2 separate regions of the Homo sapiens genome follow, and region 1 is linked to region 2. A link is a loop called in an ENCODE intact Hi-C map of the cell type or tissue named here. Cell type or tissue: heart left ventricle. All regions are shown on one strand. Links, peaks and the distances in the headings refer to the core of each region. The heading gives the core; the rest is flanking DNA.

What was found. Hi-C counts contacts between places; a loop is a spot of excess contacts. Peaks named below come from ENCODE experiments on the same cell type or tissue, not always from the same donor. Only the 100,000 strongest peaks of a DNase experiment are listed, where the experiment ranks them.
Region 1: a loop joins it to region 2, with 3 times the contacts of the local background. A loop is called at or near these places in 14 of 110 quality-filtered maps.

Annotation. Positions count from the first base shown.
Region 1 is chr10:71,813,651-71,821,650 of GRCh38, reverse strand. It overlaps CDH23 (cadherin related 23), which reads right to left. Exons shown (of 70, transcript NM_022124.6): 70 at 5,704-6,699. The coding sequence ends at 6,373. PSAP (prosaposin) reads left to right here. Exons shown (of 14, transcript NM_002778.4): 9 at 1,316-1,411; 10 at 1,751-1,937; 11 at 2,029-2,186; 12 at 2,540-2,620; 13 at 2,927-3,034; 14 at 4,175-5,353. The coding sequence ends at 4,210. Among named protein-coding and RNA genes, the nearest start is that of MIR7152, 27 kb to the right of the region's middle. In heart left ventricle, for the core only: no CTCF peak of the experiment used is centred there; DNase peaks (open chromatin) are centred at 3,480, 3,590 and 6,610; H3K27ac peaks cover 1,729 bases.
Region 2 is chr10:71,887,693-71,903,717 of GRCh38, reverse strand. No RefSeq gene overlaps it. Among named protein-coding and RNA genes, the nearest start is that of LINC03139, 18 kb to the right of the region's middle. RefSeq lists a silencer at 14,551-14,640. In heart left ventricle, for the core only: a CTCF peak has its summit at 7,119 (motif pointing right); a DNase peak (open chromatin) is centred at 7,147; H3K27ac peaks cover 461 bases.

The sequences.
Region 1 (8,000 bases), core at 1-8,000, 79 kb after region 2:
GTTCGTGGGATCATTAGCCTGTGTATTTTCAGCATGCCATTCAAAGGTGACTTTGCAGTGCCTGGCTTCAGCCTCACCTTCTCACATGCACTGTCTGGGTCCTTCCCCATCCTGTGGCCCTGACAGACTGGATGTTCCCAGCACACCCCTCAGAGTGTACGGAAGCCTCACTGGGCCTGCAGCCTGTATACTAAGTACATGTGGGTGTCTATTTTATTTAACTAAAACACCTCACTTGGTGAAGATTAGACTACTTCATCCCATAATAAATTTGTATTTGGCATTTATTATGGGTCAGGCAGCATGTTAGGGGCTGTGGTGAACAGATGATGTCATTGTGCCCGTGGGGCTTACATTCTAGTTCTTCAAGGCCTGGGCTGTGTGATGCCTTAACACGTGGCACATGTACACGCTTCTTGTTCTAGAACATCCCACGGCACTTGACTGCCAGCTGTTGGTCTCTCTCTGCTGTCTCCTCTCTGCATGTGCAGAGTGTGTGACCCAGGGGCCAGGCCGAAGTGTCAGCTGGAATCCAGGAAGCACTGCTTCTTGCCTTCCTCTCCACCGGGTGCTCCTCAGCTCCAGCCTGCTGACCAAAGTGACGGCCAGAGAAAGTGAAGAGTTATAGCTCGCACTCCAACCACATGTGACTACTTAAATTTTAATGAAATACCATGGAGCAAAATTAAAAATTCAGCCCCTTGGCTACACCAGCCACATTGCAGGTGCTCAGTGCACAGGTAGCTGGAGCTTATAGTGGACAGCAGAGATAGAGAACATTTCCATTGCCACAGAACATCCTCTGTAACAGTATTGCCTTATTAAAGGTGGGTTCCAGAAGAGCATTCTCAAGTGCTAATGAGACATGGGAGACACACGAGCAGACCTGAAGTGTGTTCAACATTCTGTCTTCTAGATAGTGGACCGATAGTGAGCCCCTCACTTTGCTTTTGGTCCTTCATCCTCCTCCCCAAAATGAACCCTGAATGATGAAATGATTGTAACCGAACACATCATCAGGACAGCTCTTCGGGGTGGGGAAGGGACTTTCTGTCTCCTGAACTGTGAATTCCTGGGTTTTGTTTTGGTGGGGTTAGGGGGAGGTGGGGGTGGTAGAGGATTGGGGAAGGGGGTGAATGTAAAAATAGGGAATTAACTTGGATATTAGAAGCCACACGCCATTTGGAATTCAGGAGGCAGTGGCCCTTGATGTGCTAACCCACCCTGGTCTCTGTGTCCCCTTTCCTTTAGGGGAGCAAGACCAAGGGCTGTGAGTCCCAGCATTGAAAGTACTCTCCTTCTACTCTTTCCACAGAAGCACGAGGTCCCAGCAAAGTCTGATGTTTACTGTGAGGTGTGTGAATTCCTGGTGAAGGAGGTGACCAAGCTGATTGACAACAACAAGACTGAGGTATGCTGTCCTCCTGGCAGAGGGAGGGCCTCTCCTGCCCCCCCGAGCCTGAATGTCCCAGTGGGAAAGTCCCACAGGAGAGAGGGCTTGGCCCAGCCTTGACATGTGTACAGCCATGTCCCCATCTCGTGGAAGGCAATCCTCACCAGTGGGACCTCTAGGCTGGCGGGGGTCCGGGGAGGTGGACACCATTGCCCTGCTTTGTAGTTTGGTAGTTTTTTGTGGGTGGAAACGGCACCCACCATTGACTCATTTCCTGGCCATGTTAGTATTTTCAGAATGTCCCCCAACCCTTGTCCGGCCTCCCGTCTTCTCACACGATCCTCTCGTGTGTTTCAGAAAGAAATACTCGACGCTTTTGACAAAATGTGCTCGAAGCTGCCGAAGTCCCTGTCGGAAGAGTGCCAGGAGGTGGTGGACACGTACGGCAGCTCCATCCTGTCCATCCTGCTGGAGGAGGTCAGCCCTGAGCTGGTGTGCAGCATGCTGCACCTCTGCTCTGGCACGCGGCTGCCTGCACTGACCGGTGAGCGCTGGGTGTGGTGCGGGAGAGGATGGTGCCCCTCTTGGGTCTGGGAGGGCCCTGCCAGCGTTGAGCCCGCTGCCCTCTTATGTAGTTCACGTGACTCAGCCAAAGGACGGTGGCTTCTGCGAAGTGTGCAAGAAGCTGGTGGGTTATTTGGATCGCAACCTGGAGAAAAACAGCACCAAGCAGGAGATCCTGGCTGCTCTTGAGAAAGGCTGCAGCTTCCTGCCAGACCCTTACCAGAAGCAGGTACGCCCCGGGCTGGGCTGCGGTAGGCCAGCATGGCAGAACCTGATGAAGTATGCCAAGGCTGGGGTACATTTTGATGGAAAACCAGCTGTTTCTGCCTCCGGGCATGGAGTCCAATGAAGTTTTACTTGGAGGTGATTTGTTGGCTTAAGATGAGCCACTGGGGGAAGCAACCTGAAGTAGAGAGGCCAAATGTAGATAGGGTGTCTGGAAAGGGAGGCCCCAGGACCCAGTGGGCTGGGAATGCCAGGAGCTCTCAGGGAACAGTGTATCCAGGGCCTGCCTGGCCTTTTGTGCCCCACTATGCTCGGACACCCCCAGAGCTGGACCTGTGTCCCCACTTTCCTTTATAGTGTGATCAGTTTGTGGCAGAGTACGAGCCCGTGCTGATCGAGATCCTGGTGGAGGTGATGGATCCTTCCTTCGTGTGCTTGGTGAGCCTCACTGGGTGGTGTGGTCCTCTCGGGCAGCTGTAACCTGGGGGGCTGCAGAGACCCGGAAGGGTTGCTCTGAGACTTGGCCGTGGGGTGGAGTCTCTGGGTTCTGCTGCGGGAGAGCCAAGAAGGTAGGGAGCCAGCCCCCCAAGCCCCATCGCTTTCCTCAGCAACCCTGATGTTCTGAAAGAGCGTGGTGGAGCTGTGATCCTAGCTCCTTCTGGAAACTGTTTTCTTAGTTTTGAAAGCGATACATCGGGCAGCTCTCATTCTCCCCCTTTCTTCTTTCCTTTTCTCACCATATAGAAAATTGGAGCCTGCCCCTCGGCCCATAAGCCCTTGTTGGGAACTGAGAAGTGTATATGGGGCCCAAGCTACTGGTGCCAGAACACAGAGACAGCAGCCCAGTGCAATGTGAGTAGCTCAGCAGACAGTGTCACCAGCCTGTCTTGCCCTGGGGTAGCCTGTGTGAGAATCCTGCTTTAATGGGAACCCAGTGATCAACTCTCCACCCTGCTTTTATGTTATCAGAAAGCTGAGGCCCAGAGAGGTGGTTAGGCTTACTCATGGTCCCCTAGAAAAGACAGGGTGAACTACACTCTTGTAGTGAAGGGTGGGGTGGATTTTATTTATTTATTTTTTTTAGTATTTTTTTGCTTCTGCTTTGTTGCTTTTGTCTTCATTTCCCTTGTGACAGTGTCAGACTTGTACAAGGTCACTCCAGGGATTGTACAAGGTCTGTGGGATTCATTGCCCAGAGCTTTGCCCAGGTCCTGTCCCCCGGGAACATGTTTGCCCTTGCTGAAGCCGGGCCCGAGTCCTCACTCAAGGCCCTGAGAACTGGCCCCTGCCCAGCAGCCCTAGGGCACTGTGGCCCTGGCCTGGCCTGGCAGCCACCAGTTGGGTGACTTGTGCTGCTTCCCTGGGTGGGGATGTTTGGTTCGGTCCCTGTTACTTAATGTTGCTTTGTGCAACTTTTCCTTCCTCACCGGGCTTCCCTGTGACCATGTCAGTGGCGGTTGTGTCATTTCGGACCACTGCAGGGAGGGGCAGGGGGCCCCCATTCTGGCCATGTCCAGCTCTTTCCTCCAGCTAGGCTCCAGCCCATCTCCACCGCCAGCCCCACCCCACAGCTGGTTCTGCTGCTGTCCTGGGGAAATGTGGGCCTGCTTCTCAAGGCCCGAGCTGGTGTGTAGCCTAACTCAGGCAAGGAGGTTCTGCCTGGGAGTTAGTGTGCAGGCTGCTAGCAGGACGCTGGGTGCCGGGTGCAGGTAGATGAAGGGTCCTGAGCCCTGCCTGCGTGGGTACTCATCTGCAAACTGCTGCAGGCATCTGCTGCTCTGGACTCGTGCCTTAGAAGTTCCCAAAACTCTGATGGCCACGTGTTCCCTGTTTTTAAGTGAGATCCTGTCCTGGGTCTTCAGCATCTGGTGCCATCCAGCTGACCTAGGACAAGAGAACAGGTCCTGTTTTGGGGTGATATCTGATACATTGATGGGCCGGGAACGGAGTTTTTCATCCGAAGACTAAACTCAGCTTCCTCTCTCCTACCAGGCTGTCGAGCATTGCAAACGCCATGTGTGGAACTAGGAGGAGGAATATTCCATCTTGGCAGAAACCACAGCATTGGTTTTTTTCTACTTGTGTGTCTGGGGGAATGAACGCACAGATCTGTTTGACTTTGTTATAAAAATAGGGCTCCCCCACCTCCCCCATTTCTGTGTCCTTTATTGTAGCATTGCTGTCTGCAAGGGAGCCCCTAGCCCCTGGCAGACATAGCTGCTTCAGTGCCCCTTTTCTCTCTGCTAGATGGATGTTGATGCACTGGAGGTCTTTTAGCCTGCCCTTGCATGGCGCCTGCTGGAGGAGGAGAGAGCTCTGCTGGCATGAGCCACAGTTTCTTGACTGGAGGCCATCAACCCTCTTGGTTGAGGCCTTGTTCTGAGCCCTGACATGTGCTTGGGCACTGGTGGGCCTGGGCTTCTGAGGTGGCCTCCTGCCCTGATCAGGGACCCTCCCCGCTTTCCTGGGCCTCTCAGTTGAACAAAGCAGCAAAACAAAGGCAGTTTTATATGAAAGATTAGAAGCCTGGAATAATCAGGCTTTTTAAATGATGTAATTCCCACTGTAATAGCATAGGGATTTTGGAAGCAGCTGCTGGTGGCTTGGGACATCAGTGGGGCCAAGGGTTCTCTGTCCCTGGTTCAACTGTGATTTGGCTTTCCCGTGTCTTTCCTGGTGATGCCTTGTTTGGGGTTCTGTGGGTTTGGGTGGGAAGAGGGCCATCTGCCTGAATGTAACCTGCTAGCTCTCCGAAGGCCCTGCGGGCCTGGCTTGTGTGAGCGTGTGGACAGTGGTGGCCGCGCTGTGCCTGCTCGTGTTGCCTACATGTCCCTGGCTGTTGAGGCGCTGCTTCAGCCTGCACCCCTCCCTTGTCTCATAGATGCTCCTTTTGACCTTTTCAAATAAATATGGATGGCGAGCTCCTAGGCCTCTGGCTTCCTGGTAGAGGGCGGCATGCCGAAGGGTCTGCTGGGTGTGGATTGGATGCTGGGGTGTGGGGGTTGGAAGCTGTCTGTGGCCCACTTGGGCACCCACGCTTCTGTCCACTTCTGGTTGCCAGGAGACAGCAAGCAAAGCCAGCAGGACATGAAGTTGCTATTAAATGGACTTCGTGATTTTTGTTTTGCACTAAAGTTTCTGTGATTTAACAATAAAATTCTGTTAGCCAGATCTGGGCCTAATGTTTCTGTGACCCTTCAGCTGGAAGAGTTTGTTCCTCTCTGATGAGCTCTGAGCCCATGACACCTTTGGGGCCCAGCACTCCCATGACCCATCTTGGCCAGAGAATGAAAGCAAAGTGGATAAAGGAAGATCCCACCTCATCCTCCCCAAGACTCAGGGCCAGCAGTAGGTCAGGCGCACCTGAAGGTCGGCTCTGCTCTTCACCTGCCCCTGTCCCTGCTCCCTAGAGGCCAGAGTCAGAGCACGTTGCCAGTTCCTTGAGAGTTGCCTTGATTTTTAAACAAACCATTCCAGAAACTTGTAGTGAGTACCAGTTAAACAAAACCAAGGGGAAACTATTGAGGGAATAACTTAATTTAAAAAAGGAACACACACAAACACTCCACATTCAAAACCGGAGGGAACATCAGTCACTTCTGTTTATAAGCTGGGCACACATTTGGGAAGCCAGTGAAATGGAGAGAATGCTTGTTCATTGACATTGACTTTCTTGTCCACGTGGGGATGCCACCTCCACCTGGACGTCCAGCAGAGAGGGATGTGGCGGAAATGTAGCGAGACTTGGACTGGAGTCGGGTGTCCGGCCAGCAGGGGATGTCCGCGCTGGGCCTCCCTTGCGCCTGCTTAGCCGGAGGGGATGGTGCTTGCGGGGTGGAGCTGGGAGGGAGGAGGGCCTGTTTGGCCTCTTTCAGCTCAGCCTGAGCCAAGCTGGTCCCCAGACTCTTGGGCCCCAGTGACCCTCCTTACCTTGTCCTTAGATGCTTAACATTTTTGTTTGGTTTTCTTATAAAAATAACAGATCTTATGAAGGTAGAGGTCAGATGCTGAATGAGCGTCTGGCAAAAGTGGGATCTGAGCAGCTGATGCGGGCTGCCAGGGCCAAGCCAAGGTTGTCCCCAAGGCCTGGCCTTGGAGGGTCCCCCCCGACCGGCCCTGTCCCTGCCCTTGCTCCCTGGGAGGGGACGGTGGATGGGTGCTGCTCACACCCACAAGGCTTCCCTGTCTAGTCACAGCTCTGTGATCTCCAGGGGGGTCTCCATGATCACGTCGCGAAGTTTGTGCAGGGGTGTGGATTTGGCGGATTCTGTGCGGGCGTTGCGCTCGAAGGCAGTGGCCTCGGCAGCGGTCAGCGTCTCCAGCGAGCGGCCCAGGCCCTTCTGGTCTTCCTCGGGCAGGCTGTTGAGGTCGGTGGCCAGCAGCGTGCCCGTGCTGCCGTGCACCACATGGATCCCATCGGGCCCCTTGAGCTCCACTGGTGGCTTGTGGCGGAAGCGCAGGCTACCCTGCCCTGGGCTGTGGTCTCCTGGCTCCTCGTCCAGCTCAGTCTGTATCAGCTGCAAGAGGCCGGGACCCCCACATGCTCAGGGCCATGCCCAAGGGGTGAGCAGGTGGATGGCCCCAGAGACCCACTGGCTATGTGGCTGAACCTTGGGCTCCTACCGCAGCAGGCCTGTCAGACTCTGTTTCTCAAACTGCCTGCAAAGGGGAATCATGAATGCTTAAGTTGCTGCAGATGGGTTCTTGGGAGGATTGGCTTCTTGTGAAAATCTGTGTGTGTGTGTGTGTGTGTGTATCGGCTTCTTGTGAAAATTGTGTGTGTGTGTATCGGCTTCTTGTGAAAATTGTGTGTGTGTGTGTGTATGTGTGTGTAGACAGAGTCTCGCAGTGGCGCGATTTTGGCTCACTGCAATCTCCACCTCCTGACTTCAAGTGATTCTCCGGCCTCAGCCTCCCACGTAGGTGGGATTACAGGCACGCCATGTTGGCCAGGCTGGTCTGGAACTCCTGACCTCAGATGATCCACCAGCCTCAGCCTCCCAAAGTGCTGGGATTACAAGTGTGAGCCACCGCACCTGCCCTTTATTTATTTAGAGACAGGGTTTCTCTCTGTTGCCCAGGCTGGAATGCAGCAACGTAATCAAAGCTCAGTGCAGCCTCGGACTCCTGGGCTCAAGTGATCCTCCCATTTCAGTTTCCTGAGTAGCTGGGACTATGGGCGTGTGCCACCACATCTGGCTGAGAATCTTTAATTTTATGTATTAACTTTGGTGCTCTATAAACATCCTGGGATGCAACTGTGGTATCTGGGTTTGTTGCCAAATTGGCCTCAAGCAGATCACCTCTAATTGTGTCCAGGCAGAAAGTGTCAATAGGACAAGCTGCAGAGGATAAATAGGTGGGGTGGAGACTTGAAACTGGCACTGTTGTCCTCCTGTATGAGGCTATTCGACTAGCTTATTCCTGTTGAGAATATGGGCCCAGCTGGAGATTCGTTTTTAGGTAAAGCCTGACTTTTGTAAGTGTTGACATAATCATTACAGGCAAACATATGTAGGCCTATTTGACCCTGACGGCCAGTTTCTTTTCTTTCCTTTTTTTTTGAGACAAGTCTCACTCTGTCACCCAATGGAGTGCAGTGGCATGGTCTTGGTTCACTTCAACCTCCGCCTCCTGGGTTCCAGCAATTCTCCTGCCTCAGCCCCCTGAGTAGCTGGGATTATAGGCGTCCGCCACCAGGCCCGGCTAATTTTTTGTATTTTTAGTACAGATGGGGTTTCGCCACGTTGGCCAGACTGGTCTCGAACTCCTGGCCTCAATTGATCCTCCCACCTCAGCCTCCCAAAGTGCTGGGATT
Region 2 (16,025 bases), core at 3,058-11,057:
ATACTGGGTACGAGGCTTAGTACCTGGGTCACGAAATAATCTGTACGCCAAACCCCTGTGACACGAGTTTACCAATATAACAAACCTGCACATGGACCCCAAACCGAAAATAAAGGTTTTTTAAAAATAAGAAAACTGAAAGTAACATCTATCTATATTTTTGTCTATGTTTATATGTATAGCTATATATCAATTGTGAACTGAGTGAATAAATTATGCTATGTCCATGCAATGAAATTCTATGCAGTCATTGGAAAAGGATAAGGTAAATCTATCAATACTGAGCTGAAAAAAATATCCATAGTATATTACTGAGTGTAAAAAATACAGATCAATATTAAGAGCATAATCCCATTGAAAAAATTTTTTTGAAATGGGGGTCTCACTGTGTTGCCCAGGCTGGTCTCAAACTCCTGAGCTTTAGTGGTCCTCCTGCCTCAGCCTCTCAAGTAGCTGGGACTACAGGTGTGCATCCCCACACCTGGCTCTATAATCCCATTTTTTTTTTCTGAGATGGAGTCTTGCTTGATCACCTAGGCTGGAGTGCAGTGGCATGATCTCTGCTCACTGCAACCTCCACCTCCCAGGTTCAAACCATTCTCCTGCCTCAGCCTCCCAAGTAGCTAGAATTACAGGCATGTGCCACCACACCCAGCTAATTTTTGTATTTTTAGTAGAGACAGGGTTTCACCATGTTGACCAGGCTGGTCTTGAACTCCTGACTGCAGGTGATCCACCCTCCTCGGCCTCCCAAAGTGTTGGGATTATAGGCATGAGCCACTGCGCCCGGCCTAATCCCATGTTTAAGAAGGAAAAAATGTATTATTCTGTAAACTATCTATACACTTACCCGTAAAGTGATGTCTACTTAAACTTGGGGAAAGTTTGGGAAGACTATGCCCCAAACCGGTAACAGAGGTTAGAATGTGGCAGGGGTGGGGGATGGGACGGTGGTGCTGGGAGCTGATGGGTAAAGATGGGCATTTCCCTTCTTACTGGACGATGTGTAGAGTGGTGGGATCTGGGGGTGATTTCTGAACTCTTTTTGTCTGTTTTTCAGCGTTAGAGAAAACATTAGGGATGCTTTGCCCGGACCATGGCATGCAGCCCAGCTGTGTGTCCAGGAGGGCATGTGAGGTGGGTGCTCATGTGGGGGCTGGGTCTTGGTCACACTGCATGGCTGACAGAGGCTCCATGTCCTGCACCATCTGGAAAGCAGGCGGAGGGGCCAGTCCAATGGGCCGTCAGCCTCTGCCCTACCAGCTTTAGGTGGGCCCTGAAATTGCTCCAAGGCACCTGAGGGACAGGACAGGAAGAGGGGTTCACGCCCCACTCTGCCCCAACATTTTCTGACAGTCACTCCATCCTCTCTGCCTCAGTCTCTCTCTCTTTAAACAGGAACCACATGGATTGCAAAGGCAAAGTTATGAAATATATACAATATGACCCTATAGTGTAAAACTATATATCAATTTTTATTTTTAATTATTATTATTATTTTTTGAGACAGAGTCTCGTTCTGTCACCCAGGCTGGAGCTCAGTGATGTGATCTCGGCTCACTGCAGCCTCTACCTCCTGGGTTCAAGTGATGCTCCTGCCGTGGCCTCCTGAGTAGCTGGGACTACAGATGTGCGCCACCATGCCCAGCTAATTTTTGTATTTTTAGTAGAGATGGCGTTTTGCCATATTGGCCAGGCTGGTCTTGAACTCTCGACCTCAGGTTATCTGCCTGCCTCAGCCTCCCAAAGTGCTGAGATTACAGGCATGAGCCACTGCACCTAGCACTTGAACCGGGGAGGCAGAGGCTGCAGTGATCCGAGATGGCACCATTGCACTCCAACCTGGGCAACAGAGCAAGAATCCATCTCAAAAAATAAAAAATAACAATAAAGCCAGGTACGGTGACTCATGCCTATAATCCCAGCACTTTGGGAGGCCGAGGTGGGCAGATCACCTGAGGTTGGGAGTTTGAGACCAGCCTGACCAACATGGAGAAACCCCGTCTCTACTAAAAAAAAACAAAAAACAAAAAACAAAAAAAAGTTAGCGAGGCTTGGTGGCACATGCCTGTAATCCCAGCCACTCGGGAGGCTGAGGCAGGAGAATCGCTTGAACCCAGGAGGCAAAGGTTGCGGTGAGCCGAGGTCATGCCATTGCACTCTAGCCTGGGCAACAGAAGCAAAACTCCGTCTTAAAAAATAAATAAATAAAATAAAATAAAATATAAAATAAAATGAATACACATGGAGAAAAAAAAAACTAGATGTCTATTTTCCAAGATATTCTCAATGGTTCTCTCTGAGGAGCAAGATTAGGGGCGACAGTTCTTTCTGCTTTCCAACAATGAACATTTAATTGATGCTATTGTTTTTCAGCTGTCTGATCCAAAGGAACTCACAGGGCTGCTGATTTGGGAAAATGTGTAAGGGGTTCTGCAAATGGCAGATGGAGGGAGGGAAGATGGGAATGGGGAGGGAAGATGGGAATGGGGAGGGAAGATGGGAATGGGGAGGGAAGATGGGAATGGGGAGGGAGAGAGGGAGGGCAAGCAGGGCAAACTGTAACAGCCACACATCTGCCGCCCCCCACCCCCCGTCATATTCAAGAAAAAGAGCAAATGACAAAATAATCTCAAGGGTATTCGAGGGACTTGTTCCCCAAAGCCACTTCCAGGGATGCCTGGGGATCGGGGACGGAGGGCATCTGTGCCATACCCTCCTTCCCCAGGCCGGCTGCACCCATCCACCACCCCAGGCTCAGCAGCTGCAGCGGATCATGGCCTCCACGGAGGACTGGCTAGCAAAGGGTTTGGGCCGAGTCCCCAGGAGTTGGTTTGCAAGAGCGCCTATGTCCCCCAGGCTACCATGCTGGGTCACTCTGTGCACACTACAGTAGCGTGACCACCTGTTCATGTCTGTGTCCAGATTCTCCACTAGACTGGAAAGCCTGGAAACAGAGCGAGAGTCCTGCTCCAGGCTACCTGCACAGTGTCCTGAACAGGCCTGGGCAACGACAGGCTCCCAAGAAGTGTTTGTTGAATGAATGCGTGATTCATACCCATTATCTGTCTCTGAGTGGTGACATGACTTGTTCAAGGTCACTCAAAATCACTCAGCCAGTTGGGGGGCAGGGCACATGACCTATTGAGACATCAGCTGGGGCAGCCAAGGGCATGCTGGCATCACCCCTCCCCTAACCCCAGGCTGCACAGCTCATGGCTCCAAAAGAGACCCCTTCCCTCCTCTTGAGGAGAGGAGAGGGGAAGAGTGGGGAGGACTTTTGTCTTGCATCTTGACTACCAGCTCAGCCACAGCAGGATAGGGCACTAGTCAGAGACCCCACTTCCAGGCCCTAGCTCCCAGATGACATTTCTATACACACCCTTGGCAGGAAGAGAACCTGTTGCCTTGAAGGGAAGGAGCCAGTCCTGGCAGCATTCACCCCCTGCTGACTGAAGAGCCCTTGGGCCCTGAATAACCAGCAGCGATGCCCAGGAGCTATGTCAAGGGCCTCAGTGAGCCTCTGAGACTTGCTGGCTTCAGGTGAGACTCAGCACATTCCCAGCTGTGGTGGCTGTGGGGTGAGGCTCCTTCCACTTGAGCAAAGCAGAGTGAAAAGTAAAGGGGACTTTGTCTTACACTTTAGGAACCAGCACAGCCACAGAGGGGTAGAGTGCCAAGTGGACTCTTGGGGTCCCCAATTCCAGGACTTGACTCTTGGGTGGCATTTCTGGGCCTACCCTGGGCCAGAGAGGAGCCCACTGCCCTGAAGGGTGAGTCCCAGCCATGCAGCATTCACCACAAGCTGACTGAAGAGCTTTTGGGCCTTAAGGGAACTCTGGCAGAACTCCCTGTGGGCCTGTGGTGGTGGTGGCCACGGGGTGAGGCTCCTCTGCCTTTAGAAAGGGGAGGGAACAGCGGGTAGGGCTGTGTCTTGTGATTTGAGTGCCAGCTCAGCCACAGTACAATAGAACACCAGGTAGACTTGTAAGATTTTGGACTCTAGTCCCTGGCTTGCAGACAGCATCTTTGGACCTGCCTAGGGCCTGGGAGACCTCACTGCCCTGGAAGGAAGGACACAGGCCTGGCTGGCTTTGCCACCAGCTGATTGCAGAGCCCCAGGCCCTTGAACTGTCATAGGCAGTGGCCAGGGAGTGGTTACAGCAGGCCTTGGGCAAGACCCATTGCTGTCTTGGCTTTGGGTCTGCAGCACTGTCACAGTGCTGGTGGCCACAGGGGTGCTTGTGTCACTCTACCCCCAGCTTCAGGTGGCTCAGAACAGAGAGAGAGACTCCATTTATTTGAGAGAAAGTTAGGGAAGAGAACAAGAGTCTCTGCCTGGTAATCCAGAGAATTCGCCCAGATCTTGTCTGAGACCATCAAGGCAGTACCTCTATGAGTCTGCAAGAACCACAGTGTTACTGGGTGTGGGTGCCCCCTAAAGCAGATACAGCTTAGATCACAACACCCAAGTCCTTTCAATATCTGGAAAGTCTTCCTAAGAAGGACGGGTACAGCTGGGCGCGGTGGCTCACGCCTCTAATCCCAGCACTTTGGGAGGCTGGGGAGAGTGGATCACGAGTCCAGGAGTTCAAGACCAGCCTGGCCAAGATGGTGAAACCCCATCTCTACTAAAAATACAAAAATTAGCCAGGCGTGGTGGCAGGCGCCTGTAATCCTAGCTACTTGGGAGGCTAAGGCAGAGAATTGCTTGAACCCGGAAGGCAGAGGTTGCAGTGAGCCGAGATCGCACCACTGCACTCCAGCCTGGGTGACAAAGTGAGACTTGATCTCAAAAAAAAAAAAAAAAAAAAAAAAGACAACTAAGGCTAGACAATGAAGACTGCAATAAATACTGAACTCTTCAATGCCCAGACACCGAAGAACATCTGCTAGCAGCATGACCCAGGAAAACATGACCTCCCCAAATGAACCAAATTAGACACCAGGGACCAATCCTGGAGAAACAGAGCTCTGACCTTTCAGACAGAATTCTGTTTGAGGAAACTCAAAGAAATTCAAAATAACACAGAGAAGGAATTCAGAATTCTATCAGATACATTTAACAAAGGGATTGAAATAATTAAAAAACATCCAGAGCAGAATTTCTGGAGCTGAAAAATGCAATTGGCATACTGAAGAATGCATCAGAGTCCTTTAATAGCAGAATTGGGCTGGGCGCAGTGGCTCATGCCTGTAATCCCAGCACCTTGGGAGGCCGAGATGGGTGAATCACCTGAGGTCAGGAGTTGGAGACCAGCCTGGCCAACATGGTGAAACTCCGTCTCTACTAAAATTGCAAAAATTAGTTGGGCATGGTGGTGGGCACCTGTAATCCCAGCTGCTCGGGAGGCTGAGGCAAGAGAATCGCTTGAACCTGGGAGGTGGAGGTTGCAGTGAGCTGAGATCTGGCCACTGCATTCCAGCCTGGGCAAGAGAGTGAGACTAAACAACAAAAAGTTAAAAAGTTGCCAAGACAGTATTAAATTGAAACAAAAATCAAGAAGCTTTTAAAAACAAAGTTAAAAAGCAGGAGATGCTGGGCACCATGGCTCATGGCTGGAATGACAATACATTAGGGGGCCGAAATGAGAGGATCACTTGAGCTTGGGAGCTTGAGACCAGACTGGGCAACATGGTGAGATCCCCATCTCTACAAAAAAAAAAAAAAAAACCCCAAAAAACAAAAAAAACAAAAAAAACTTAGTCGGATGTGGTGGCACATGTTTGTAGTCTGTGGTGGAAGGTGAGCCATGATTGTGCCACTGCATGCACACCAGCCTGGGTAACAGACTGAGACTCTGTTTCAAAAAAAAAAAAAAAAAAATGCGAGGGGACTAAGTTAAGAGGTAGTTTTGTTTGTTTGTTTTGTTTTGAGACAGAGTCTTGCTCTGTCAGCCAGGCTGGAGAGCAGTGGCACAATCTCGGCTCACTACAATCTCGGCTCACTGCAACCTCTGTCTCCCAGGCTCAAGCTATTGTCCTCCCTCAGCCTCCTGAGTAGCTGGGATTACAGACACGTGCCACCATGCCCAGCTAAGTTTTGTATTTTTAGTATAGATGGGGATTCACCATGTTGTCCATGCTGGCCTCGAACTCCTGACCTCAAGTGATCTGCCTGCCTTGGCCTCTCAAAGTGCTGGGATTACAGGCATGAACCACCATGCCCAGCCAGGAATCACATTTCAACATGAGATTTGGAGGACAAACGTCCAAACCGTATCAACCTTTATGCTTCTTTTTGGCTTCCAGGAAAAACAAGACCCCTCTCTCAGGTGCCCTTAAAGAACCCCATCCTTTTTCACAGCATCTAACCAAACTTTGGTTTTTTGAGACTAAATTTTTTTTGTTCCCTCACCAAATTATAAGTCCCATGTGGGCAGGACCTGGGCCCCTTTTGCTTCTCACTGTGTCCTCAGTGACTAGGACAGTGCCTGGCACTTTGCAGGTGCTCAAACATCTTTTCTTGGTTACATGAAAGAGTGAATGGCTTTTTTGAGCACCTACTAGAGATTAAAAGTTTTATAGATGTCAAGTTTTCCTAAAGCCAAGCACAGTGGTGGCCCGGTTTGGCACTCAATAACTTACTGAGTCCTTGCCACCCAGGTCTGCGTTCTGTCTCTCTGGGTTTAGGGGTCTGGGATGTGGCCTTCCCTAGGGCTGCTATGAGTTGCTGTGGAGGCAGAGAAGACAAGGCTTAGCCTGCTAGCTGGAGCACTTCAGGCATCATTACTGTGGGCAGCTCTGTGAGGTCACTCCTGCCCCAATCCCTGGGCACCCGGCTGAGTGTGAGGCTTTGAGGACCAACCTAGAGATTAGGAACAGGGTTTTAGGCCAGGCATGGTGGCTCATGCCCATAATTCCAGCACTTTGAGAGACCAAGGTGAGAGGGTCACTTGACCCGAGGAGTCGGGGATCAGCCTGGGCAACATAGTGAGTCCCCTTAGCTACACTTAAATTTAAAAAAATAGAAAAGAAGGAACAGAAAATAGAAAAGAAGCAAATAGAAATAGAAAAGAAAAAGAAAAGCAAGTATAATAGAAATAGAAAAGAAGCAAATACTGTATTCTTCTGCCGTCTCATGGTCAGTCCTAGAATAGCAAGGGAAGCTTCCCCACCTCTCTGGTACTATACTGGGAGTGACCGCCAGAGGGCAGTGTTCTCCACATTGTTGCACCCAATAGGTGTCCCACCACACAAACCCAGCTCTTTAAAAAGTAGATTTTTTTCTTATCCAAAGTCGATTCATACAAAAAGAAAAAGAAATAAAAAATAAATTATTTTAATGGCTTCATTGCTACATGTTTGTTTTTTTGAAAAGGAGTCTTGCTCTGTCGCCCAGGCTGGAGTGCAGGGGGGTGATCTCCCCTCACTGCAACCTCCGCCCCCTGGTTTCAAGCGATTCTCCTGCCTCAGCCTCCGAGTAGCTGGGTTTACAGGCATGAGCCACCACGCCCGGCTAATTTTTGTATTTTTAGTAGAGACAGAGTTTCACCATGTTGGCCAGGCTGTTCTTGAACTCCTGACCTCAAGTGATCTGCCCACCTTGGCCTCCCAAAGTGCTGGGATTACAGGCGCGAGACACCGAGCCCAGCCCTCATCTCTATTTTAAATTATAAAAAAATTTTTAAAAGAATTATTGAGGACCCAGATATTTATTAATTTATCAAAAAGTAATAATGAACTCATTACATGTAAACATAAACATATTTTTACGAAAAATACCTTCATTTCCAAAACAAAGAGAAATTTAGTGAGAAAAACAGCATTGTTTTACACTTTTGCAAATCTCTCAAGCAACTGTCTTAATTAAAGACTGTTGGAGCCTCATGTCTACTTCTGCATTCAGTCTGTTGCAATATGTTGGGGCTTTTAAAATTTTTATTTATTTTTTTATTTTGAAACAAAGTTTTGCCCTTGTCGCCCAGCCTGGAGTGTAATGTTGTGATCTTGGCTCACTGCATCCTCCACCTCCCAGGTTCAGGTGATTCTCCTGCCTCAGCCTCCCGAGTAGCTGGGATTACAGGAGTGCGCCACCACATCCAGCTAATTTTTTTGTATTTTTAGTAGAGATGGGGTTTCACCATGTTGGCCAGTCTGGTCTTGAACGCCTGACCTCAGGTGACCCGCCCACCTCAGCCTCCCAAACTGCTGGGATTATAAGCATGAACCACTGCGTCCCGCAATATATTGTTTTGATTGAAGAAAATCCAGCCTCCCGCAAACACGGAGTTGGAAAAAAAGACGAGTATTTTGATAGCTTTTTCAGATAATTGTGAATATTCTTCTTTAATGCTACGCCAAAACTTAACAAGCAATTGTTTCTTTAAGGTTGATTATAATGTAGAATCTGAACCCATATCAATGAACATTTCATGCTTTATTATATTAAAATGCACGGGCCTATCTTGTACTTTTGTTTGTTTGTTTGTTTTGGAGAAGGACTCTCACTCTGTTGCCCAGGCTGGAGTGCAGTGGTACCATCTTGGCTTACTGCAACCTCCACCTCCTGGGTTCAAGTGAGTCTCCCACCTCAGACTCCTGAGTAGCTGGGATTTCAGACACATGCCACCATGCTTGGCTAATTTTTCTGTTTTTAGTAGAGCTAGGATTTCACCATGTTGGCCAGGCTGGTCTCGAACTCCTGACCTCAAGTGATCTGCCTGCCTCAGCCTCCCAAGGTGCTAGGATTGCAGGCATGAGCCACTGTGCCTGGCCTATCTTGTACCGTGAATGGCTGTTTTACCTACATGTGATGTGCAGCATCATGTGGCCTCTTTGAAATTTTGTACCCATTAAATCACATACATCTCCCAAAAGATGACATGTCACTGAACAGTGTCAAAAAATAGCATTTGTTAGCACTGCCATCCATCGCATCAGAAAAATCTTTAAATATTGAGAAGTTGTCAAGCTTGTGGTGGTGTACACAAATTTTCCAAAATTCTAATTTTCCCTTGAAAGCTCCAAGTTCCAACTTTATCATTGGCAACAAATGCTTCAGTTTCTTGAAGGGACAGGCTCACTTTGCTCATTTATGAGAAAATGTCTGTCTGCCAAATGCCCAGATCTGAATACCCATCATGTGTCTGTTCGTCGTTCTTTCCCGTATAAACAGTGTTCTCGGCTGGGCGCAGTGGCTCACGCCTGTAATCCCAGCACTTTGGGAGACAGAGGCAAGCAGATCACGAGGTCAGGAGTTCGAGACCAGCCTGACCAACATGGTGACACCCCCCATCTTTACTAAAAATACAAAAATTACCCAGCCTGGTGGTGTGTGCCTGTGATCCCAGCTACTCAGGAGGCTGAGGCAGGAGAATTGCTTGAACCCAGGAAGCGGAGGTTGCAGTGAGCCAAGATCGAGCCATTGCACTCCAGCCTGGGTGACAGAGCAAGACTCCATCTCAAAAATAAATAAATAAATAAATTAATTAATTAATTTAAAAAATAAGATAAACTGTGTTCCCTGGACCAGAGGCTCGCGTGGCTCCACCTCTGACAAGTTGTTTCTGCGAGCCAGTCCCCTGCTCTGGAGCAGGCGCTCTGTGTGCATCCCTGCTTCATCACACAGGAGATCAAAAGGGTATGTACTTAAGTGACACAGGCATATTTTGTCCCCACAAGTGCTTATCTAGGGGAGTGCACAGAGACCTGCCTAGTCTGTGGCCACTGCCTTGCTTCCTGAAGTTCCAGCAGTTTCACCCATAGTGGCTTTTTTTTTTTTTTTTTTTTTTGAGGCTGGAGTGCAACGGCACGATCACGGCTCACTGCAGCCTCTACCACCCGAGCACAAGTAATTCTCCCACCTAAGCCTCCCATGTAGCTGGGACTATAGATGCGTGCCACCATGCCCAGATAATTTTATTATTATTATTATTATTATTATTATTATTACTTGTAGAGACGGGGTCTTGCCATGTTGCCTAGGCTGGTCTGGGCAAACTCTGCGGCTCAAGCTATCTGCCCGCCTCACCCTCCCAAAGTGCTGGGATTACAGGTGCGAGCCGCTGCACCCTGCCCACAGTGGCTTTTATGTCACCAATGCCATCACAGTGAAAAGGCAATACTGTCTTAGGATTGTGAGGGAAGGGTCTTAGGACTCCGGGACTCAGTGGGCAGCTGCTCACATTGCATGGGAAGCATCACAGATACCCAGCCACCAACGCCGATGGTGGAGGATGCTGTTTTGGTGACCTGAACCTGGGAGAGAAGCCGCTATCAGTGCTGTGATTCTCTGAAATGGTTAAACTCTTGGCGAAGTTCCCTACAAAACAAAGTCCAATCTTCCATTCATTTGTGTTCTCAGAGTATGTTTTAAAATATGCAAAAAGGCTGGGTGCAGTGGCTCACACCTGTAATCTCAGCACTTTGGGAGGTCGAGCCAGGTGGATAACCTGAGGTCAGGAATTCAAGACCAGACTGGGCAACATGGTGAAACCCCGCCTGTACTGAATATACAAAAATTAGCTGGGCATGGTGGTGCACGCCTGTAGTTCCAGCTACTCGGGAGGCTGAGGCACGAGAATCACTTGAACCCTGGAAGAGAAGGTTGCAGCGAGCCGAGATTGTGCCACTGCACTCCAGCCTGGCAACAAAGTGGGACTCTGTCTCAAAAATAAAAAATAGGCTGGGTGCCTGTAATCTCAGCACTTTGGGAGGCCGAGGTGGGTGGATCACCTGAGGTCAGGAGTTCAAGACCAGCCTGACCAACATGGTGAAACCCCATCTCTACTGGAAATACAAAATTAGTCAGGCGTGGTGGCGCATGCCTGTAATCCCAGCTACTTGGAAGGCTGAGGCAGGAGAATCGCTTGAACCCGGGAGGCGGAGTTTGCAGTGAGCCGAGATTGTGCAATTGCACTCCAGCCTGGGTAACAAGAGCAAAACTCCGTCTCAAAAAATACAATAAAATAAATAAAAAATAAAATAAAATAAAATATTCAAAAATACCTCATGTTTAGGTGTGAAATGGAGTTTGGTTTTTCAGTGACACGAATATGTGAAAGTGTCTTGTCTCACCCCCAGCCCTCAGCTAGGGTTGCCCCAAAAGTGGTGGCAGAGGAGTTCCCACAAGGGAGTGCCTGAATCATCCTGAAGGGGGGCCAGCTGGGATTCCAAAGAGAGAAGCACGAAGCGCCGGGGTGATGAGTCCAGGCTTTTATTAGGGGAGCTCACTTCCACAGGGCCGTGCACATCCTCAGGCAGCCAGGAGAGAAAGGGAGGTCCACCTAGGTGTGTCCACAGCCATGAGGTCAGGGTGTGGAATTTTTCTGAGGCTTTAAGGAATTGGGCTCAAGCCTGGGGCCAGTTTTGTTCAGGGTTTTGGGCAATAACCTAGACTTCTTTATCAGTGCCTGGGAATGTTCGAGGCCCTGGTTTGGGTTCAAGCCTGCTGGGAAGCCCTGCAGCTGGTTGGGTCATGAAACAGTCAAGGCACTCTAGATTTTCGGTCAGGACACGGAAAGAAAGTGGGACAAACTAGGGGACGCTACAGAAGGGACATTTGAAAATCAGAATACTTTGGACAGTTTTTTTGTTGTTGTTGTTCCAAAGGGCGGCTCTGAGCATTGCAGGATGTTCGGCCGTCCTGGTCTCTGGCCCAAACACCAGCAGTGCCTCCCACATCCCTGCAACAACCCAAACCGTCCCTATGAGTACTCAAAACGCCACGAGGCTCCAGCTCTGCCTGCTGGAGCCCCAAGGATCTAACCCCTCTGGAGCCAAGGACATGTTGCATGCCAGGGATCCCTTACTGGGTGACTGAAGCAGGGTTAGGGTCAGGGGAGGGACCCCAGTGAGCAGTTGATGAGCTCAGGTCGGCCATCTTGTGTGGTGCTGCTGGGAGGGTACAGGCCCAGAGCTGGGCACTTGCCGGGGAGACCAGATGTGTGTGCTGAAAAGTATCTGCATGATCTTGTCTTCAAGGAGCTGGTGAATGTCAGGCCTGGAAGGAGTTGAACAGCCAGGGAGACAGCAGGGCATGTGGCGTTTCCAGACCCTAAACCTGCTGTCAGCCTTGGGATGAGACCTCCCCAGGTGCAGCCTCACCCCTCCAGGGCCTGCATGCTGCGTGCTCTGCTTTTCCTTGGGCCTTCACATATGCCGCATCCTCAGCCTGCGGCACTCTCGCCGACCTGCTGTGTGTGCCTGGTGGACTTCCCTCCGCTTCTCACTTCAGATACTGCCTCCTCCAGGAAGCTCTCTCTGACCCCCTCAGTCTGAGCTGAGTGGCCTTGCAGGCCCTGTACTCACCCACTGAAGCATTTACCCCTCTCTATCCCTATTTGTGGGTCTCTCTCCCTAGTAGAGCTGGGAGTCCACAGAGGGCTCTAATTCTCTCTTGAATTCCCAGGCCTAACATAGGGCTGGCAACCATGGTCAGTAATATCTGTGGGCTGAAGGAGAAGGCAGAAACATAGAGTGGAAGGCAGGGAGGTGTAGGGAGACAGAGTTTGAGGGCAGGAAGGTTTGAAGGGTCAGAGGAGGAGGCGCCTGTGGAGGGTTGCAAAGACAAGAACGGTGCCAAGCCATGGCACGGAGGGAGGGACAAGGGCTGAAGGGAGAGACGCAGAATTCATGGTAGGGCCGGGCCCCAGGGACTCTAGGACAATGGCCCATGCCACTAGCCTGAGGAGTGTGCCCTCCGAGTGAGGACAAAACAAGAAACCATTACCGCGGAAGTGCACAGGCCCTAAAATGTCTAGAGTGCTGAGTTCACAGGACCCTTAAAGATCACAAATCTGAGCCCGGTGTGGTAGCTCACGCCTGTATTCCCAGCACTTTGAGAGGCCAAGGCAGGTGAATCACCTGAGGTCAGGAGTTTGAGACCAGCCTGACCAATATGGTGAAACCTCATCTCTACTAAAATTACAAAAATCAGCTGGATGTGGTGGCGTGCACCTGTAGTCCCAGCTACTTGGGAGGCTGAGGCAGGATAATTGCTTGAACCCAGGAGGCAGAGGTTGCAGTGAGCCGAGATTGCACTACTGTACTCCAGCCTGGGCGACAGAGAAAACAAACAAACAAACAAACAAAAAACAAACCACTAGTCTGATTGACCATTGTATAGATGAGGAAAACCAAGGCCGAGTCCAATGTGACATTTCTGGGGTCAAGGCCAGTCTGCCCCTGGAGAATTTCTTGTCCATAGAGGCTTAGGGTTTCTTATGGCAAAATACTTCCCCTACTGCACTCACTTGCACTCCAATTCCCGCTACTATGCATTTCTTCAGCTTAAGGCACCTAAAGCAGAAATGTCAGTTTCAGATCCCACAGGGCTCCCATGGCTGGGTGTGGACACTTCCCATGGCTCAGTGGAGCATGCATGACCCTGCAAGAACAGGTCAAACAGGCCGTGTGATCCCTTGATCTGAACTGTTGGCTACTAACTGAAATTATGTTTAAAAACCAGACATGATGCCTTTAAGACTGTGCAAGTCAAGCAGATCCTTTAGGGGACAGACTCAGTGGCCAACTGTCTGGGAGGCCCAGTTGGGACTTCCCATGATTTTGGAAATGGACTTCCTCATTATTTTGGAAATCCCCCAGAAGGGTATCCTTGGAGCCTCTTAGTCACCGATACCAACGGTACCATACTCAGAGATGTTTTCCAAAAGGAGGCTCAAATTGGGAGGGCTTTGGGGGGCTGGAGGATGGTAGGGAGGGAGGAGGGGAGCAGAGGGCAGAGGGGAAGCTGGCCTGTACAGGATTGAAAAAAAGAGAGAAGGAAAGTTGCTTCCTTCTAATGTGCTCATTTATGCCATTCATACAAAATTCCTGAGTTTGTTTAACTCCTTCATTTTATTTTTATTTTTTAATCACTTTTTTTTTTAAAGACAGGGTCTTGCTCTGTTGCCCAGGCTGGGGTGCAGTGGCAAGATCTCCGCTCACTCTAACCTCTGCCCCCCGGGCTCAAACGATCCTCCTGCCTCAGCCTGCAGGTAGCTGGAACTACAGGTGCCACCACACTGGGCTCACCTCCTTCATTTTAGAGCTGAGGAAATGGAAGTCCAATAAAAGAGTGACTTGCCCAAAGAACCAGCAGGTGGTGGCAGGGCTACCCTGTGGTAGGGGTTGGGGGCAGAGGTAGAATCCAGGTCTCCAGGCTCTTTCCTCTCTCAGGAAGAAGGTGAGGGTGAGTGTGCCCGGCGCTGGCCTCAGCACCACACAGCTTATCTCCATTTTACAGGGAGAGGGAAGAACTCTTACAAGGTTCCACAAGCAGCCGGTATCGGCATGGATGAGACCCCCTCAGGTTGGATAAGTTCGCAGGAGAGACAATTTCCCATGGGCTGGGAGAGACGGTTGTTTCTTGGAAGAGATGGCCCCAAAGGGTGGACAGGAAGGGATAGAGAGAGAGAAACAGAGAGAGGAGAGGGAGAGAGAGAGAGAGAGAGGACACACAGAGAGAGTTAAAGATCAATAAACAGCGGGGAAAGGTGTGAAGTGACAACTGAGCCCTTCCACAGACTCTCTCCCTAGTTCGACTGCCCCCCACCCCCACCCCCAAGGGACCCACTCGACGCTGCCCGCGCATGCCCCAACCCGTTCGTGCCCCCGCCTGGCCGCGTGCAGTCTCGCGGATGCGTCAGGCCACGAGTGCGCCACTGCTCGCCCCGCGCTGCGTCCCAGCAGACCTGCGCGCCTCTCCTCTGCCCCGGTCTGCGCCCTCAACCCCGCGCTTCCGCTATATTCCGGAGGAATCTGAAATCAGATTCAGATGTGAAGCGCGGTTTCGGATCCTCTTTCGCTTCTCTATCTCGAGAAACTTGAAACTGCGTCCTCTAGGATTGCATCAAACTGCATCTTGAGCGTGGAGGAGGACTGCTGAGCCCCACGGGTTCGCCGGGCTGGAGAGGTCTTGCGCAACCTGAGGGTTGGGGAGAGAGGGGTGTTAGCGGAGGGAATGGGCCCTGACGGCCCTAGAAGCTTCCCCGAGCGCCTCCCACCTCCAGCGGACTTGCTGTTAAAAACGCAATTAATGCGTCCTGTGAGTCAGAATAAGGATGACTACTTATGGAAGAGGAAGGAGTGACTGGGGTGGGGCGCGTGGAGAGACTTCTGCTGTGGCTGGCAAAGTTCTTTTTCTTGGTCTCGGAGGCAGTTCACTTTGTAGTAATTAGTTAAGCCGTACATCAGAACCATTGGATTCTGTATCCGGGTTTTATTTTTACAATAAAAATACGTTTAAAATAATCAGTTACAGTTATAAAACTGAAATTCTTCCCATTCTAATTTTCTTTCTCTTTTTCTTCCTTCTTTCTTTCTCTCCTCCTCCTCCTTTTTCTTCTTTTGTTGTTGTTGTTTTGTTTTTTATTTTTTATTTATTTATTTGAGACAAGAGTTTTGCTGTTGCCCACGCTGGAACACAGTGGCACGATCTGGCTCACTGCAGCCTTGACCTCCTGGGCTCAAGCGATCCTCCCTCCTCAGCTTCCCGAATAGCTAGGATCATAGGCGTGGACCATCACACCCGGCTAATATTTTTTATTATTTATGTAGAGACAGGGTCTCGCCATGTTGCCCAGGCTGGTCCTGAACTACTGGGCTCAAACGATCCTCCTACCTCAGTCTCCTAAAGGGTTGAGATTACACGTGTGAGCCACTTTGCCCGCCTGAGCAGCTTTTTAAGTCAGGCATTGAGTCAGTATCTCTGGGGACTGAGAAGAGGTATATATTTTTAAAGTTCCTCCAGTTTTTCAAAAGGGCAGCCAGGATTGAGAAACACTGGGCTATCATGGTGGGATTCCATATTAAGATTTTGAAAGCCACAGGCCTTGAAGAAGGAAGCAGAGGCTCCCAGAAGCCCAGGTGGATGCTCTGCCTGAGCCCTCCCAGCAGGCGAGGTGCAAAGCTGGCCTGGAGCAGGAACTCCCACTGCCCACGCCAGGGCTCTGCCCTCAGACCACCCTGAGTGTGCCTCCTTCATGCAAATTTCTCTGTCTTCAGATTGGAGATCATGGGGTAAAGATATATGTATATGTGTGTGTGAGAGTATATATATATATGATATATATATATATATG